Linked DNA regions of Homo sapiens: region 2 is linked to region 1. The links are chromatin loops, found by intact Hi-C in ENCODE. Cell type or tissue: A673. All regions are shown on one strand. Links, peaks and the distances in the headings refer to the core of each region. The heading gives the core; the rest is flanking DNA. Region 1 overlaps LINC02820 (long intergenic non-protein coding RNA 2820). Region 2 has its middle 8.0 kb from the start of LINC02820.

Evidence for each region. A loop is a pair of places that touch in the nucleus more often than their neighbours do. Peaks named below come from ENCODE experiments on the same cell type or tissue, not always from the same donor. Only the 100,000 strongest peaks of a DNase experiment are listed, where the experiment ranks them.
Region 2: a loop joins it to region 1, with 2.8 times the contacts of the local background. A loop is called at or near these places in 13 of 110 quality-filtered maps.

Annotation. Positions count from the first base shown.
Region 1 is chr12:85,443,107-85,453,132 of GRCh38, forward strand. The region is part of intron 4 of LINC02820 (long intergenic non-protein coding RNA 2820); the gene reads left to right. Among named protein-coding and RNA genes, the nearest start is that of LINC02820, 130 kb to the left of the region's middle. In A673, for the core only: a CTCF peak has its summit at 5,655 (motif pointing left); a DNase peak (open chromatin) is centred at 5,625.
Region 2 is chr12:85,305,013-85,315,038 of GRCh38, forward strand. No RefSeq gene overlaps it. Among named protein-coding and RNA genes, the nearest start is that of LINC02820, 8.0 kb to the right of the region's middle. In A673, for the core only: a CTCF peak has its summit at 5,618 (motif pointing right); DNase peaks (open chromatin) are centred at 5,249 and 5,689; H3K27ac peaks cover 678 bases.

The sequences.
Region 1 (10,026 bases), core at 1,223-9,222:
TCTGATGGGAGAAGGCAAAAATTAGATTGAGTAAGTAAAATATAAATGTAATAGACCGGGCGCGGTGGCTCACGCCTGTAATCCCAGCACTTTGGGAGGCCGAGGCGGGCAGATCACGAGGACAGGAGATCGAGACCATGCTGGCTAACACGGTGAAACCCCATCTCTACTAAAAGTACAAACAATTAGCTGGGCGTGGTGGCAGGCACCTGTAGTCCCAGCTACTCGGGAGGCTGAGACAGGAGAATGGTGTGAACCCAGGAGGCGGAGCTTGCAGTGAGCCGAGATCGCGCTACTGCACTCCAGCCTGGGCGACAGTGCGAGACTCCGTCTCAAAAAAAAAAAAAAAAAAGTAATAGATAGCAATATATGCTATGAACAAAAATATAGAGGATAGGGGTTAGGTGTGCATGAATAGAGATTATAAATTTAAATAAGGTGGGTAGAAAGGCCTGAGATGTGGTATTTAATGAAAGAACTGAAGTTTGGGAAGTATAATGGAAGAAAAAAAAAGAGTAATGACTAGTTTAGCACACAGGTATCTAGGAGGTACCTAGGGAAAGTGTTCAGGCAGAAAGCACAAAACAGTTCAATACTTTAAGCAGGTTGGTTTCCTAAGTGTGCACCCTGTGCTGATGCACAAGATCTTGCACAAGACCCTTGCCATCTTGAAATTTTTTTAAATTTTTGAACAGTAAAACTTGCATTTTGCTTTTTGTACTGGGCCCCACGAATAATATATCCAATCTGGGCCTTAAGGCACATCAGGGGAATGGCAATGAAGTCCCCATGATTAGAGGGAAGTGAGATAGACAGAGTAGTAGATGTCAGGGATGGAGAGAGGTGACATATCTTGTTTGACCTTGAATTACCTGAATAAAGCTTTAACAGAATCCGTACAACTGCTACGTTGAAAATAGAATGAAAGGATCAAGAGTAGAAACAGAGTGATCAGTTTTAAGAGAACTATTTCAGTGAAATCTTAGCAAGACTTGCTGGTAGAAATAATATCTGGACCTAAATGTAAAATACTGTTGTATCGTCCTGTTTTTATTTAAAGGCTTATAGGTTTCAATGCATTTAGATGACTGTTTAGGGACAAAAGGGAGAAAGCCTTATTATAAAGTGCCATTTGTTGCTGAAAGGCAAGCTGTGATAGAAGATTGTCTCCTGTCAATGTACCATTTATGATCTGTGATCTAAATGTCCCAAGCATATTTTAAAATATGCCTTATAAACTGTATGAAGTTATTATGATCATTACTACAATTGGGAAATTTGAACTATCTCATCTGTGATGGTTCTTTCCATTTCTTATTTTTTGATTTGTACATTGTCTTTTGCCATTTAATAGTATCTTAAATCTGATTTTATTTTACTTACTCTGGCTTCAGAGAGACTAAGTTTATTTTCAATTCACATTTAATTTTGAGGGTGGTAGAGTTGTCGTAAGTATTGTATTTTTAAATATGATTATGTACATTTCACCATTTAGGATCAAATGACATAATGTATATGAAAATGCTTTCAAAAGCCTAAATCACTCTATATATGCAAAAGATTAAATCATGTATTAGGAACATTGTAGTTTAAATCTGTTTGAAATAATTTGTTTGAAATTCACATCATCCAGCAATTTGAGAGAACTACATACTCTTTTACTATAGCTAAAACATAGAACTTGCTTTCATTTTACAAAATAAAATTTTTGGAGAAGGATTAACTAACAATTTTCTACATAGTGTAAGATTGTTCTGATATTGGCACCTGAAGGCTGTTTAGAATTTTCCTGCCAAATGTGCAGTTTCTTGGATTTTTTTTATGTCATGGGAGAGAATTAATTTTCTGTGTTCATGCTTGTTTCCAACTTTAGACTTCAATTTATAAGAAAAAAAAAAAGCTTTCTTCCCCCTACCTAAAATGTTAAATTGAAATACTCATTCCCTGGATCAAGTTGTTGGTAACTATAATGTTGGCTACAAATGTATCTGTTTTGTTATGATCCAGACAGTGATGTGATTGTAGATATATTTCTTTATGAAGATGGTGATTAAGGTAGCAAAGGTTAAATGTTCTATCATGACTCTTCATCCCAGCCTCAAACATCAAGTATCAGCTTTTACCCAGCTCCCTCTTTCCAGCCCTCCCTGTGTTCCCAGATACGGTCACACCCATCACTGCCTTCCACTCTCTTCCTCCAGGGAATTTGTCCTGATTGGATTGATATGCTTTTTCTCTATTAGCTCTCTCCCCCACAGATTCTAAACCTGGTTGGAGTAGGACCCGATGCCTGTTTGTTCTCCCAATCCTATCCTGTTACTTGGCAAATAGAAGCTGCTGTGAAATTATTCCTTACGTAGTTAACATCAGGGTGCCTGCTTCAAGTGGGATTATTGTACTAAAATGTTTAGAATATGCGAAATATATTAGTAGCCACAGGATAAACAGTGATCAAGTAGCAAATTTTACCTTGAGTTTTTAAAAAATGAAACACAACTTTACAATTATTTACTTTACTGGTTTAATTAGTCAGGATATGCTAGACTATGCTGCATTAAACATTAACCTCCCACATGTTAGCAGTTGTCTTGTGAGCTCAGTGGAAATCACTGCTCTGGGAGATTACTCAGGGACCCCAGCTGACTGACGTTCCTCAATACTGGGACACACCACCTCAAAGCACGGCTTCCAGGGCAGCTGCAAGAAGGAAAGAGACAAGGCCAGGGAACTCACACTCATTCTCCAATGCTGTGGATTGGACATGACAAGTGCCACTCTGTGCACAGCCATTTGGCCAATACTTGTCATATGGCCCTGCATAATGCAGGAGTCTTGAAAGCCTTCTATTATACAAAGAAAAGTGAAACAAAGCAGATGTAGTGAGACCTAAAACAATTTATCACTAAGTAAAATTTTTATACTAGGGAACATTTCAGGATTTTTTGTTTTGTTTTGTTTTTTTAGACGGAGTCTCACTCTGTTGCCTAGGCTGGAGTGAAGTGGCACGATCTTGGCTCATTGCAACCTCTGCCCCTCAGGTTCAAGTGATTCTCCTGGCTCAGCCTCCCTAGTGCCTTGGCCCCCCAAAGTGCCGAGATTACAGGAGTGTGCCACCATGCTCAGCGTTTATCTCAGGATTTTGAATGAGAAATTATAAATGTGACAATAAACAAGTAGAAAGTTTATTCTGAAAAAGCAAAAGGGCTTGATCAGAGAATATTATCTAAAAGGCAGAATGCCTTGAATTAACTTTATTATGTGAGTTCTGAACACCATCTGATGGTAATATATCTAAATTATATAAAATCTAGCCTCCCTCCCTCCCTTCCTTCTTTCTTTCTTCTTTCCTTCCTTCTCCCCGCTCCCCCAATGAATTTGAAATGTGAAGCATAAACTGTCAGCCTAAGTCATTAGAAAACATAAATTAAGCAATTTTTAAAAAGGATTTTGTACTTCTTTATATAACTTTTACAGTTAAAAACTTGACAAATGCATAAAATATGAACTACAAATACTTGATAAAATTATTCAGTCATTCTGCTTTTGAAAAATTGTTTGAAATAAAGCATGATAATAATAAAGCTGTGACCATGATTATGGCAATGAAGGGACAGGGTTGCAATCAAAGTTCCTCTGTATGGGAGCCTAAGAGACTATTCTTAGAAATGGGAACATGGGTTTTTATAAATTTCATTGAGTCTACATAACCAGCTTTGACAGTTTAACTAATTTTAGAGCTTACTAAATACTTATTTTTCAATTTAGTCAAATAACTGGCGAAAAACAAGTGTGTTTAGCTAAAGTAGTGAGTAAAACTAAGAAAAATCATCGAATTGGTAGAACATATAGTTTTAGCCTCAAATTATATCCAAAAGACTATGACAGAATTGAATGTGACCAAAAGTTGTTTTGGTTTGGAAATCCCTGACCCCAATTCAATGTAATTGTTAAAAACTACTTACCTTGGATTGACTTCTCACAGGGATGTCTTACTGAATCAGAGAAATGGACACTTAGCGACATCTGATTCCACCACAGTTACACATATACAGACTAGGCATGAAAGCCATATTAAAACATAATCACATCAAACCAAAAGCTAAAGTGAAATATAAAAATGTCTATGCCTTTATGCAACAAATGCATTTGTGTTATGGAAATACATACTCTAGGAAACCCAGTCTGGCTCACTGCATCGTCCTAATTTAGCTCCTATTATCTTTTCCAGAAGGAGGGGTTATATCAACTTATAGCATGTAATGCCAAGTGAGCTTTGGCAAACTTTAGAGATATTTATTTTGCTTATTGGTAGCCATTTATTGAAAATATGTTTTATATTATGGGTTGTAAATAAATATCTTTTGAATTAAAATTGATACCATGTATGTAATATAATTGATATCTTCTTTAGTTTTCTTTTTCATATTTCTATAAGGAAAAACTTCTCATCTCTTTTGACTGAACACTATTAATGCTTAGAGTATAACTTATTCATTCAATAAGTATTTATTGAGCATCTACTAGTTTATTATTTCAGAACTTTGGTTGAAATCAAATAAACAAACAGAACCTCTTCTCTCATGGAGTGAGGAAGGCAGGCATTAACAATTATAAGTAAGTAATCTGTACAGGGTGCTAGGAAAGAGGTAGCATGGAGATGATGAAGATGTAGGTGGGGCAGGCTAGGTAGGACTCATTGAGAAGGCACCATTTGAGGAAAGACTTGAAGATGGTGTGGCAGCAGCCAAGTAGTACTCTGGGGAACAGCATTCCAAGTAAAACAAAGTAAAGAACTAGAGCAGAGTTGTGTATCTGCTTTGTCTGCAGAAAAGACTTGGGGTGTGGTTTGGGGTGAATAAGAGAAGTGGGGAATGGTAGGAGTTGAGGCCAGAAGGGTAGTAGGGAACCAGAACTTAGACATTCACTCTGAGTGAAACAGGAACATTTTCATGTTTTGAGCAGGTCAGGGACATGATCTGAGTGGTGATTTAAAAAGACCCACTACTTACTAGGTTAAGAATACACTGCAGGAAAACAGGGGCTGAAATGAAGAGGTCAGTAGGGAGGTAATGGTGGCTAAAAAGAAGATAACAGCAGTAGGGGTGAGAAGAAGTGGTTAGATTCTGGGAATACTTTGAAGATAGAGTCAACATGACTTTCCGACATATTGGATATGGAGAGAGAGGCAGACAGAGATAGCAAGAGAAATGTGAGAACAACAACAAAAAAAGAACAAATTGATAAAACAGAGAAGTGAATGATGACTCCAGCACTTTTGGGCCCAAGTAGTGGGAAAGATGCAGTTTTTATCCAATGAGACATGAAAACTGTTGATGAAATAGATTTGGGTGAGAGTGATGAAGAAGATCAGAAGCTTAATCTTGGATGTGTTGAATCTGAGAAAACTGTTAGGCATTTATGTGGAGACATTGAGCCCTTAGTTGGTTGTGAAACTGAAGTATTAGGAAATAGATTTACATTCTAAAAAAAGTTTACGGAGGAAGACAGACATTTAGAACAGTAATAGAAAAAAATTGTGTTTCCAGTTCAAATAGGAAAATATTTTCCCTCAGTCATATGTACTGAATTTTATAGCTGTACATATAAACCACACGACTATTTTTGGTCTCGCTGCTGGGAAAATAGCACCATCTTGTGGGTAATAATATACAGGTATATTTTTAAAAATTGTAAAAAATGGTAGTATAGTACATTTCCCTGTATCCTAAAGAAATTTAATTCTTTTTTAAAAAATAAATATATTTATTTACTTTTACATTTTTTGTTTTAATATTTCTGAATACATAATATTTGTACATAGGCATGAAGCACATGTGATATATTGATGTAAGCACACACTGTAATGATCAGGTCAGCAATTGGGATATCCATCATCTTAGCATTTGTCATTTCTTTGTATTGAAGACAACTACATCCGCTTCTTTAGTTATTTTGAAATATACAATAAATTCTTGTTAACTATAGTTGCCCTATTGTGCTACTGAACACTACATCTTATTCTTTCTATCTAATTGTATTTTTCTAACCATTAACTATTCCCAAATTCCCCACTCCTCCCCACTCTCCTTCCCAGTCTCTGGTAACCATCATTCACTCTCTACCTCCATGAGATCAATGTTTTTTAGCTACCACATATGAATGAGCACATGAAATACATGTCTCTTTGTGCCTGGCTTATTTCGCTTAACATAACGTCCTACAGTTCTATCCATGCTGGAAATAAGAAGATTTCATTCTTTTTTTAAATGACTGAATATCCCATAGTATATACGTACTACATTTTCTCTATGTATCTTGTCTATTGTGAATAGTGCTGTGATAAACGTGGGAGTGCAAACACCTCTTCAAAATACCAATTTCCTTTCTTTAGGACATTTGCTTGGACATGAGATTTCTGGATCTTATGGTAGCTCTAGTTTTAGCTTTCAACGTAACCTGCATACTGTTTCCCATAGTGGCAGTACTAATTTACATTTCCACCAATAGTGTATTAGCATTTACCTTTCTCTGCATCCTCATTAACATTTTTTTTTTTTTTTTTTTTGTGTGTGTGTCTTTTTGATGAAAGCCATTTTGACTGAGGTGAGATGATATCTCACTGCGGTTTTCCTTTGCATTTCTCTGATGATTAGTGATGTTGAGTATTTTCTCACATACCTGTTGGTCATTTGTAGACCTTCTTTTGTGAAATGCCTATTCAGATTTTTTGCCCATTTTAAAAATATAATTATTTATTTTGCTGTTATCAAGTTGTTTGAGTTCCTTATATATTCTGTTTTTTTAAAAAATACATTTATTTATTTATTTAGAGATAAGGTCATTGTCTCCCAGGCCGGAATGCAGTGGCATGATCATAGCTCACTGCTGCCTTGGACTCCTGGGCTCAAGAAATCCTCCCACCTCAGCCACCAGAGTAGCTGGAACTACAGGAGTGAGCCACCTCACTTGACTCTATAGACTGTTTATTAACCCCTTGTCAATTGAATAGTTGGCTTATATTTTCTCCTATTCTATAGGTTGTCTCTTCACGTTGTTGTTTCCTTTGCTGTTCTAAAGATTTTTAGCTTGATGTGATCTCATTTGTTCATTTTTTCCTTTGGTTGCCTGTGCTTTTGAGGTTGCACTCAAGAAATTTTTCCCAGACCAATGTCCTGAAGCATTTCCCCAATGTTATCTTCTACTACTTTCATTGTTTCAGATCTTATATTGAAGACCTGAAATCTGACCATGTTGATTTGATTTTTGTATGTGGTGAGAGATAGGAGTCTAGTTTCACTCTTCTGCATATGTCCCTCTACTTTTCCAAGCACCATTTATTGAAGAAATTATCCTTTCCCCAATGTGTGTTCTTGGCACCTTTGTAAAAAAAAATCAATTGACTGTAAATTCTTGGATGTATTTCTGGGTTTTCTGTTCCATTCCATTGGCCTATGTGTCTGTTTTTATGATAGTACCATGCTGTTTGATTACTGTAGTTTTGCAGTATAATTTGAACTCAGGTAATCTGATGCCTTCTGCTTTATTCTTTTTATTCAGTATTGTTTGGCTATTCTGCTTCTTTTTTTTAATTGATGAATAATAATTGTGTATATTTATAGAATACAATGTAATGTTTTAATCTATGTATACTTTGCAGAAAGACTATATCAAGTTAATTAATACATCCATCATATCACCAACTTATTATTATTTTCTTTGCTGAAAATATTAAAAACCTATGTTTTCACTTATATGCAGAATCTAAAAAAAGTCTTAGAAACACAGAGTAGAAAGGTGGTTACCAGGGAATAGAGGTGCAGGGAGGTGGGCAGCTGGAATTCATTAATTTACTCATTCATTCTTCAAAAATTTTGAAATACATTATCTATATATGCATAATGATATCAGGCCCAGTGGGAAACCAAATAAATTATATAAATCAATATCACTGTCCTGAGGAAACGTATTGCCCCATTAAACTTACATCCTATTAATATTTAAGGAATAATAAAACTGGAAATTATAGCAATAAAAAATAAGTATGCAGTAGCTGTTTATAATCCAGATTATTATTTTTGTTTTGTTTATAATTTAAGAGGTATAATTTTCTTCAAGAAAACAGTTTATCTTTTTTAAAAATGTACACATTATAATTGCACATCTTTATGAGGTATAGTTTGATGTTTCAACACACATATATGTTGTATAATGATAAAATCAAGTTATCCAGCATAACCCTCATTTCATGCATTTATCATTTCTCTGTGGTGAGAACATTCGAAAGCCTATTTTCCAGCTATTTTGTAATGTATAATACCTTACTCTTAACTATCCTGACCCTACTGTGCAATAGAACAGTGGTCTCTAACCCCTGGGTCCTGGACCCCTATGGGTCTGTGGCCTGTTAGGAACTGGAACAGTAGGAGGGGAGGTGAGCCACCAGTGAGCATTACTGCCTGAGCTCCACCTTCTGTCAGATCAGCAGCGGCTTTAGGTTCTCATAGGAGAGAGAACCCTATCGTGAACTGCGTATGCGAGGGATCTAGGTTCTGCACCCCTTATTATTCTTATTAGAATCTAATTAATGCCTGATGATATAAGTTGGAACAGTGTCATCCCAAAACCACCATGACCCACACCACTGGTCCATGGAAAAATTGTCTTCCATGAAACCTGTCTCTGGTGCCAAAAAGGCTGGCACAGGTCTGATGCAGTAGAATGCCAGAATTTATTCCTCTTTTCTGATTGTATCTTTGTAGCCATTGACCAACCTGTCCCCATCTTCCCTACCTCCTTCACCTCTTCAGTCTCTAGTAACCACTGTTCTACTCTGTGAGGAAGTCAAATTACTAGTTTAGACTATTGTTTTTTAAATCGGGTTCACTGAATTTGCGTTAGGAGTTCCACAGCATTTTACCAAAAGGTAAGAGAATGGCTGTGTAAGAAAGTTTGCTTTGATTTTGTAAATGACCATAAAAAACACATTTAAAATATTCTATTTGAATACCAAGTTCATAGTTTTTCTCATTTTTTTCACTTTTATTGTTATGTTCTAACCAAGTCAGACACAAAGTGTATTTAGTTCCTTACATATATCTAGTATAACTTTGATAATGAGCTGGATATCTTTTAGAAATTAAAACAAATAATCAAACAAATAAATGTATAAATTACTAAGCATCATCATTTTGTAACCAAAATTGTAATAACTGATTCAGACAAAGATTATCAGTGCATACTAAAACCATTGAGTAAAAAGTTGTCTGGGAACTTAATGCTCAACTGATCACAAGTATCACTATAGATTACATATGAATTTAAAACGGGAAGAGGTATGTACCTCTACAGTGGAGAAATCTAGTGAACATCATCTTTGCCAAGTGTTTAAGATTAGCATAATCAGTAATGGCATAAGCTTAAATTATATTTCCCCTGATATGATACCATGGGAAGGATACAACATTATCTAAAATATAGTATTGTTGACATAAATATTTAATCTGAATCTAATCATGAAAATACAAACAAATCTACAAGGTAGTCTATAATGCAACTGGCCTAGAGTCTACAGTGTGAATGTCATAAAATATAAAGTAAGAGCTGTTTTAGATTAAAGGAACTAAAGAAACAAGACAATTAGATATAATATTTAATTTTTTGATCATCATTTAGAGGGAAAAAAGCAGCTATAATCTAAATTGTTGAGATACTTGGGAAGATTTCTTATATAAGATGATTATTATTGCATTAATATTATATTTCTTCAGTGTGATAATGTTATTGTGATTATGTAGGAGAATATTGTGTCATTATGAGACAATATAGAAAGTATTATGATGCTTAAGTAATAAGGAGTATAGTATCATCGTATCTGCAATTTACTCTCAATATTTTTCTGGAAAAGAAGACAAATCTGTATCTATATTTATGCCTACCTCTATTTCTATGACTATATCTATGTGAATACTCAATATCTATAGTTATATCTCATATGCAACTATATTTATCAATGAAGCAAATGATTAA
Region 2 (10,026 bases), core at 957-8,956, 140 kb before region 1:
TAACCAGCAACTAAAAAAATGCCTTGGATGAAATAAGAAGTGAAAAGATCAATTACAGTGTTTATATAAGCTTTGAAAATTTTAATTTCCTAAATTTATCAGTGGCTCTTATTTCTGTCTTTCAACATTTAATTCAGATAATATTCTATACAATAAGTAATTATGTTAGCATATTTTGTATTAAAATATTTGTCACTTATACTACCAAATATTTTAGGAGAAAAATTTAAATGATCTTATTTTTAAAATTCCAGTTGGTGGTGACCTCTCTTTTCTCTAATTAGAATGTAAAAATATATCTTTATTACTTAGCTCATAATTGTTCTCTTTAACCTATTTCTACTTTTAAAAATTAGGCATTTAAAACTTCAACAGATATTATTTCCTTATAGAAATTCATATATTGCATTGACTAAGAAGTATGACTTTTTGCAAGATAATCTACTTATTAAAGTGATATATTAAATAATATTTTAGCTCTTGGCCTCTAAGTCCTATTATATATATTTTATATACGCCAGGTAGTATTAAATAATTTCACTGGTGGTCAAATATGCAAATGAAGTCATAAATGAAATACCTAGCAGTACAGCTCCATTTATGGCCCAAAATCTCAAAAATGATTAAATGTGATATTTTATAGCACATAGTAAATGCTGAAAGAGGTTTTTTTTGTTTCAGTAATTCTCTTTATATAAGCATATTGTCATTAATCTTGGAAATGTACTGCAAGATGGTGAACAATGCTTCAAGACAGGAACTAGCTAATTCTTCAGTTTTACTGAATAAAATAGTAAAGAGCTGAAAGAAGCCCTTTTAGTGCCTTGTTATTCTTAGAATTGCATACCACTAAGCGTTTTCCATGTCCAAGGGGCAAATAAATGATTTCACTTGAAAATTTCATCATGACTCTATTTTATAGTATGTTTTTGATTTTTTTTTAAAAAAGAAACTTTATGTACTGAAGTTTTTTCATGTGTCTTCACATAATGTATACTTGCAATATTTATTTTACCTGTTTACCTTGAGGTAAAATTTAAAGGCTTAAGAGAATAATCCAGAACAATTGTTAGCATTGTCAAAACATGACAGCTTTTCAGTAGGAGGCAAAAGGACCCCCCTACGAGCTATTTACACAGTAAATAGGAGAGGATGCCTGTCTGAATATAATTTAGAGTTTCCATGAACTGAGATGGAAACTAATTAAATCTTTATTTTCACTAATACCTGGAATAAATCTTAGCATTTTCTTTCATTTAGTATATAGACAATAGATGTCAGTAGTATTCGCAATACCTGTGAATTTGTCCCCAATAGAAAGAGTAGATATTTTCATGAAGTTATTGTAGATTCCTTGCAATAACTATAATTAAAATTCATAATTTGATTAAGGCAGTTTTCAAACATGACTTCAACATTGACATAGTTTTAGCTCTGTTACTGGCTCTTGTTGATCTGTCATAAAGATGCACAGATATCACTACATCGAAGAGTTAGTTTTGTAACTATTTGGATGCCTCTATTTGAACATACTTGGTTTCGCTCCTAAGCCTATGCATTTTCTTTTACTTAAAATCATTTTCTAAGTAAGAATTCACAGACTTTACTGAATTGCCAAAAGTGTTCGTAGGATATTCTCTTTTGCCATTATTTTCACTCTGAATACGTTGACTATTTTTAGGGTTTTCCTTCTTAATATTTAGTCCTCTTCCTACCTCACTAAAAAAATATTTCTAAGGTGTTTCTATGAATATTTTTTCCTGACTTTTTTTATTTGAACCAGAAAACATATCCACAAGGGTAGCTCCTTTAAAAAGTTGCATAAAGTTTTAAATTAACAGAGCACTTTCATATTTATTTTCTCACTTGACTTTCACAGTTCTGTGACAGTGGGTATAATTATCATCTCCCTTTCACATTATGAAGAAACTTAGGGTCAGAGAGTATAAGGATCTCCTGTCAAAAGCATCTCCTGCTGCCTCCTTATCCTGCAGACTTTTTTTAAGCTATGAAAAAAAAATAATTTAGATATGCATTTTAAAAGTATTTTATTGTATTCTGTGAAGTACTTAAATGAAATTCCTTTAAAATAGGCTTTAATTTTTCCTTCTGTTAAGTCAGTGTTAGACTTCTTTCTCTTCATTTATGAATTTTTAAATTCAGTTTTGCTCAATATACCAAACATTTATTGACAACCCACTTTGATCCAAGACCTTAGAGAAACTAACATGCTGGTTGGGGAGACCAGAGAGTCAAACAAATAATTACAGTATGACATGAACATGTCTCAAGCAAAATGCTAGTGGAAAACAGGTAAGAGATTAATTAATTTAATATTTTATAGGTCATGGAAGAGTACAGAGAAGAGATGACATTTGAAACAGACCTTGAAAGATGAATATGAACTTATAGAAATGACATTTTCTCTCTTTTTTCTTTTAAATAGAACCCAAATAAGTTTAGAAAAGCTATGTTCATGCTAGTTAAAATATTTGTAATCCTTTAAGATTTGTATCATTCCACAACTTTTCTCGAATTTTAAATATTTCATTTTGTTTTTATTATTATGTTTATTAACTGGACCAAAGTTCTCAAGCTCAACAGAAAAATGTTTTTTTATTCAATAATTTTTTTCAAGTTTTCTATAATAATATTAATTTAAACAAAATGTGCTGAGCTCATACTACAATGTACTATGCCAGCCATGGAGGTTATGAATAAATTCAAGCCACGGACTTTGTTTTCAAGGAATATTCACTTTAGTTGGATGGGTGACATTATTGAAACTTTCATAATATGAAAAAATAGCATACATATTTTAATAGATCTATATATATAATGTATAACAAAAAGTGGTAAAATTATAAGTGCACTTCAAAATGCACATCTGTAGAAAGCTGATAGTAAAGTTCAATAAGAATAAGGTTTCACCCTGGTATATCCCTTGATCTCTGACCAAAAAAAAGAGAGAGAGAAGATTTTGAGGTCATTACAGGAAAAATACTCCCTACTCCATGAATGGGAGAAGAAAAAGAGGCAGCTGGGTATTGCTTTTGTGTCTTTAATTTAACTCTTTGCCCCACCTGGCTAAAGTCTGTCTCACTTTATACAAAACTGTTTTCTAAATTGTATAAGCCGAGTTTTAATGGAGGAATAGGTATCTCTTATCTAAACTCCTCTATTCCCAGCTGTGATATTGATTGATGTTTTTAAAGTCCTGAGGAGCTACCCTTGTGGATATGTTTTCTAGTCCAAAGAAAAACAAGTCAGGAAAAAGGGAATCATAGGAACACCTTAGAAATATGTTTAATGACCTAGGAAGAGAACTAAACGTTAAGAAAAGAAACTCTAAAAATAGTCAATGTATTCAGAGTGAAAATAATGGCAAAAGAGAATTTGCTAGGCTCATGTAGTTACATGATTCAGATTAGCATTTGTAGCTGTGTGAAGATTTCATAGATTTAAAGTTCTTCACGTGACGTTTCCATTGGCTTTGGCTGAAGTCACTATTTGGCAGAACAGAATCAAGATTCTGATGCCAGATATGTCACCGATGATCAGTTCCATCTCACCTCGCAGTTCTCAGAGTTCAAATCAATTCAGCAAATATTTATTGAGTGCTTATGGCTGCTGACTTTTCTAAGTCAGAGAAAAGTAATGAGATGTTAGTAAAATGTGACATGTCTCGGGTTAGACAGCCACAGATATAGAAAGCCACTATCATCATTGCTATTTTAAACCAAAAGTTTAATTAGATTGCATTAATAACACCAATAGTGTACATTGCTTCGAGTTACCATAATTTCCACACTGGATTCTTATTTTTAGCTACAGAAATCACTGGATATGAACTGAAGTCCCCAAGGCTTGACTTATAGGTAAAAGAACACCATCCCTCATCTAGCATCAGTTATGTATATTTCTAACAGCTCAGCTGAGGGACAGCATTAAGCCATTATATAAACTAATTGGGTTAATTCTGCTCTGGAATTTAGGCAAATAATGTAACTGAGATAAACAAAAGGTCACTTATGCATCTACTTGTACACATTTATCTACACTTCTTATTTATACTACTAAATGCTTAAAACAACACTAGGCTATAAATTTGCCTTTTCTTTCTGATTCTCTTGGCAGGGTTTCTTACATGCTTGACTTTTAAAGAGTGGAGATCGGTCTCCTCTCAAATAAATAAGAAAGCAGTGGAAGGAAACAACTGCAGCTACAAAGTAGTTCTAACCCATTAAACGCAGATGGCCCACAGGGGGTTTAATCATCAGGAGCGAACACACATCACACTGAAATATAGAGCTGTTTTCTATCACTTGTTACCATTTGAATGTCTGTCTCAAGAAAGTGAATTCCATATATCTTCCTGGCCATCAGTTGCCCTTTGAATACTCCTCTCTCTGATGTAGCTAGATTTCTCTTCAGAACTTACTGAGATGAATGAGCTCTTGCCACACGTAGAAGTGAAAGAAAACATTTCTTTCTTTGCCAGAACAGATGAGATTCGTCATTAGGAGAATGGATTTGACCTTGTAAAGTGGACCAAAGCAATTAACAAACAAATCCCTTTGGGGCAGATTGAGTTTATTCTAGTCCTTTAACAGAAGCTTTTTTTTTTTTTTTAGTACTCCACAGCAATCTTGTAAATTCATGGAATCTGAGCACAACAAAATCGAAAACACGGAATTGAAAAAATCATCTTCTATTTAAGCCTTTCCATGTAAGAGAATTTAAAGGACACTTAAAAAAAGGCACATAGGTTTATCCTCAGATACCATATCAACAAGTCAAATTAGTCAAGAAATCAAGAAAGAAAATAGATAAAACCAATTTGATAGCATCATATAAAAGAAAAACTAGAGATCAGCATTAAGGTCTATTGCAAAATGAGGAAAAACCCAATTTTAGGGCAATTTACCGTACCTAAGGGAAAGATTAATTGTACTTTGCGTCTCATACTCATTGTATGAGCTTCTTTAATATATTTATCTCTTATTGATGATGTCCCTTCTGTAGTGTCTTTCCCAGGCTTTTTATCTATGTCTTGTTCTTTTTAACTTTATTTTCCGCTTTCCTGGAGCCTATACCTAGCTAAAGTCCATTCTTCAAGTTTAAAGTCTTATGTGACATTCATGGAAAGAGCAGCTACCAATTCGTTGGACAGCACAGTAAGTAAGCAGCTTTCTTACTTTCCCTAGAGTACGTATTTAGCTAATGCTATTAAAGTGAATGACACAATCTTGAGTAAACCCAGCTGATAAACCCCATGGAAGCTGCTCATCTACCATGGGCCTGCAACACTTTGGCCTTGCTCTTTTATTTGTCTTTCTGAGTTTGTAAACCATTCAGCAATTTTGACACTTAGATGCAAATTGAAAGTTATTATTTTAACCCCTAAATAACCTAGTCAGTTCAAAGCATTAATAAAAAAGCATTTCTTCTTTTAAAATTTTGTACTTGTATTAATTTTTTTGTTTTGCAAAGTCTGCTTTTTCAAAATCCAAAAATAGGTCAAAGGAAAGATATCAGACTAGCAAAAGATCTGAGGTCTCAATATATTTGCAAACTTTTGGGTGCTTTAAAAATTTTATTATTAATGAGGAAAATATTAAATCCACTTATTTTTAATTTTTATTTCTTTTTACCAGTAGGTGGCACTGCACAGATGTAAGAGATATTTACATTTAATGTGATTTAGGGGACAAGAGAATCATCAGCAATGCTAGCTGGTGTGAAATTCCCTCCAATAGAGTTAGCTCTTAAAGTATTGTATCTGGGAGTCCCAACAGTTGTATAAGGGAAGAACATAAATTTATTAACACTAATTTTATTGATCAAACACTATAACAGTGCTCACTATGTGACAGATGAGTAGGTTCTCTTATTCTCCTATTCAGGTAAGAAAACTGAAGCACAGAGAGGTTAAGATTTCCGGATGTCAAACTTCTAGTGAGATATAGGACAGAGATTGGAGCTAGGCATTTGAGCCAGTCTGCGCTCTCTGCTTTGTTCCCTCTTACCTCACTAACATGAATCACTCATCCATCTATTCAGTGATTTCTAAGGAGCTAACTCGAAGACATAGAGTATTAAAACTAATACACAGTCCAATTAGAAAACCAGAGAAGTACTAGGAGCATGGGGGTAATCTTGAGGAAAGCGAAGGAGTCCTTAAGAGGAAGGGAACGTGTGGGTCTCCCTTCTAAAGAGCAGAGCTATATATCTGATCACCTACTTGTGCTCACAGGCACACCAGATATTAGGAGGCTGAAAATGGAACAAAAAATCCCAACCTACCCCTGCTTTTGTACAACATATACATACAGTTAATAGACTATATTTTCAAGAACAGTCTCAGGTTTACAGAACAGTTCAGTAGAAAGCAGAGAGAGTTTTGTTTACCTCTTTCTATTATTAATATTTGTATTAGTGCTCTACATTTTTACAACTGATATGACTTTATGAATACATTATTGTTAAATAAAGTCTACAGTTGACAACAGGTTTCATTCTTGGTGCTGTACATTCTATGGGCTTTGACAAATATATAATGACGTGTATTCACCATTATGGTAGCATTCAGAATAGATTTACTGGCCTAAGGATCCCCTTTGTTCCACCTTCTTTCCTTCTTCCAAACCTTTGACAACCACTTATCTTTTTACTGTCTCTATAGTTTTGCCTATTCCAGAACGTCATACAGTTGTAATCACACAGTATATAGTCTTTCTAGATTGGTTTCTTTCACTTCATTTCATCTGAGTTTTCTCCAAATATTTTCATGACTTGGCTCATTTTTCATCACTGAAAAACACATTATCATATGAATGGATGTAACACAGTTTATCCATTCATATTGAAGGACATCTTGGTTGCTGTAAGGGTTGGCAATTATGAATAAAGCTATTATAAGCAATCATGTGCAGATTATTGTGTGGACATAAGATTTCAACTTATTTGGGTAAATTACGGGGAGTATGATTCCTGGATCATATGGTAAGAGTTTGCTTAGTTTTATAAGAAACTGCCAAAATGTCTTCCAAAACGGTTCAATGATTTGGTATCCGCCCCAGTAATGAATGAGACTTCCTCGTGCTCCACATCCTCTCTAACATTTAGTGTTGTCCGTGTTTTGGATTTTAGTAATTATAAAAGATGCACAGTGGTATTTCATTGCTTTAATTTGCAATTCACTGATAACATGATATTAAGCATCTTTTTATATACTTGTTTTATATCTGTATATCTTCTTTGGTGAGGTGCCCAGATCTTTTACCCATTTTTAATTTTTGTTGTTGTTGTTGTCTTTTTGGGTTTTAAGAGTTCTTTGATATTTTAAATACAAGTTCTTTGTCAGATATACGTTTTGCATTTTTTCCTTATTCTATGGATTTTTATTTCTTTTTTTTTTATTATACTTTAAGTTTTAGGGTACATGTGCACATTGTGAAGGTTAGTTACATATGTATACATGTGCCATGCTGGTGCGCTGCACCCACTAACTCGTTATCTAGCATTAGGTATATCTCCCATTGCTATCCCTCCCCGCTCCCCCCACCCCACAACAGTCCCCAGAGTGTGATATTCCCCTTCCTGTGTCCATGTGATCTCATTGTTCAATTCCCACCTATGAGTGAGAATATGTGGTGTTTGGTTTTTTGTTCTTGCGATAGTTTACTGAGAATGATGATTTCCAATTTCATCCATGTCCCTACAAAGGACATGAACTCATTGTTTATGGCTGCATAGCATTCCATGGTGTATATGCGCCACATTTTCTTAATCCAGTCTATCATTGTTGGACATTTGGGTTGGTTCCAAGTCTTTGCTATTGTGAATAATGCCGCAATAAACATACGTGTGCATGTGTCTTTATAGCAGCATGATTTATAGTCCTTTGGGTATATACCCAGTAATGGGATGGCTGGGTCAAATGGTATTTCTAGTTCTAGATCCCTGAGGAATTGCCACACTGACTTCCACAATGGTTGAACTAGTTTACAGTCCCACCAACAGTGTAAAAGTGTTCCTATTTCTCCACATCCTCTCCAGCACCTGTTGTTTCCTGACTTTTTAATGATCACCACCATTCTAACTGGTGTGAGATGGTATCTCACTGTGGTTTTGATTTGCATTTCTCTGATGGCCAGTGATGGTGAGCATTTTTTCATGTGTTTTTCGGCTGCATAAATGTCTTCTTTTGAGAAGTGTCTGTTCATGTCCTTCGCCCACTTTTTGATGGGGTTGTTTGTTTTTTTCTTGTAAATTTGTTTGAGTTCATTGTAGATTCTGGATATTAGCCCTTTGTCAGATGAGTAGGTTGCGAAAATTTTCTCCCATTTTGTAGGTTGCCTGTTCACTCTGATGGTAGTTTCTTTTGCTGTGCAGAAGCTCTTTAGTTTAATTAGATCTCATTTGTCAATTTTGTCTTTTGTTGCCATTGCTTTTGGTGTTTTAGACATGAAGTCCTTGCCCATGCCTATGTCCTGAATGGTAATGCCTAGGTTTTCTTCTAGGGTTTTTATGGTTTTAGGTCTAACATGTAAGTCTTTAATCCATCTTGAATTGATTTTTGTATAAGGTGTAAGGAAGGGATCCAGTTTCAGCTTTCTACATATGGTTAGCCAGTTTTCCCAGCACCATTTATAAAATAGGGAATCCTTTCCCCATTGCTTGTTTTTCTCAGGTTTGTCAAAGATCAGATAGTTGTAGATATGCGGCATTATTTCTGAGGGCTCTGTTCTGTTCCATTGATCTATATCTCTGTTTTGGTACCAGTTGTTTTGGTACCATGCTGTTTTGGTTACTGTAGCCTTGTAGTATAGTTTGAAGTCAGGTAGTGTGATGGCTCCAGCTTTGTTGTTTTGGCTTAGGATTGACTTGGTGATGCGGGCTCTTTTTTGGTTGCATATGAATTTTAAAGTAGTTTTTTCCAATTCTGTGAAGAAAGTCATTGGTAGCTTGATGGGGATGGCATTGAATCTATAAATTACCTTGGGCAGTATGGCCATTTTCATGATATTGATTCTTCCTACCCATGAGCATGGAATGTTCTTCCATTTGTTTGTATCCTCTTTTATTTCCTTGAGCAGTGGTTTGTAGTTCTCCTTGAAGAGGTCCTTCACATCCCTTGTAAGTTGGATTCCTAGGTATTTTATTCTCTTTGAAGCAATTGCGAATGGGAGTTCACTCATGATTTGGCTCTCTGTTTGTCTGTTGTTGGTGTATAAGAACGCTTGTGATTTTTGTACATTGATTTTGTATCCTGAGACTTTGCTGAAGTTGCTTATCAGCTTAAGGAGATTCTGGGCTGAGACAATGGGGTTTTCTAGATATACAATCATGTCGTCTGCAAACAGGGACAATTTGACTTCCTCTTTTCCTAATTGAATACTCTTTATTTCCTTCTCCTGCCTAATTGCCCTGGCCAGAACTTCCAACACTATGTTGAATAGGAGTGGTGAGAGAGGGCATCCCTGTCTTGTGCCAGTTTTCAAAGGGAATGTTTCCAGTTTTTGCCCATTCCGTATGATATTGGCTGTGGGTTTGTCATAGATAGCTCTTATTATTTTGAAATACATCCCATCAATACCTAATTTATTGAGAGTTTTTATCATGAAGCGTTATTGAATTTTGTCAAAGGCTTTTTCTGCATCTATTGAGATAATCTTGTGGTTTTTGTATTTGGCTCTGTTTATATGCTGGATTATATTTATTGATTTGCATATACTGAACCAGCCTTGCATCCCAGGGATGAAGCCCACTTGATCATGGTGGATAAGCTTTTTGATGTGCTGCTGGATTCGGTTTGCCAGTATTTTATTGAGGATTTTTGCATCAATGTTCATCAAGGATATTGGTCTAAAATTCTGTTTTTTGGTTGTGTCTCTGCTGGGCTTTGGTATCAGAATGATGCTGGCCTCATAAAATGAGTTAGGGAGGATTCCCTCTTTTTCTATTGATTGGAATAGTTTCAGAAGGAATGGTACCAGTTCCTCCTTGTACCTCTGGTAGAAT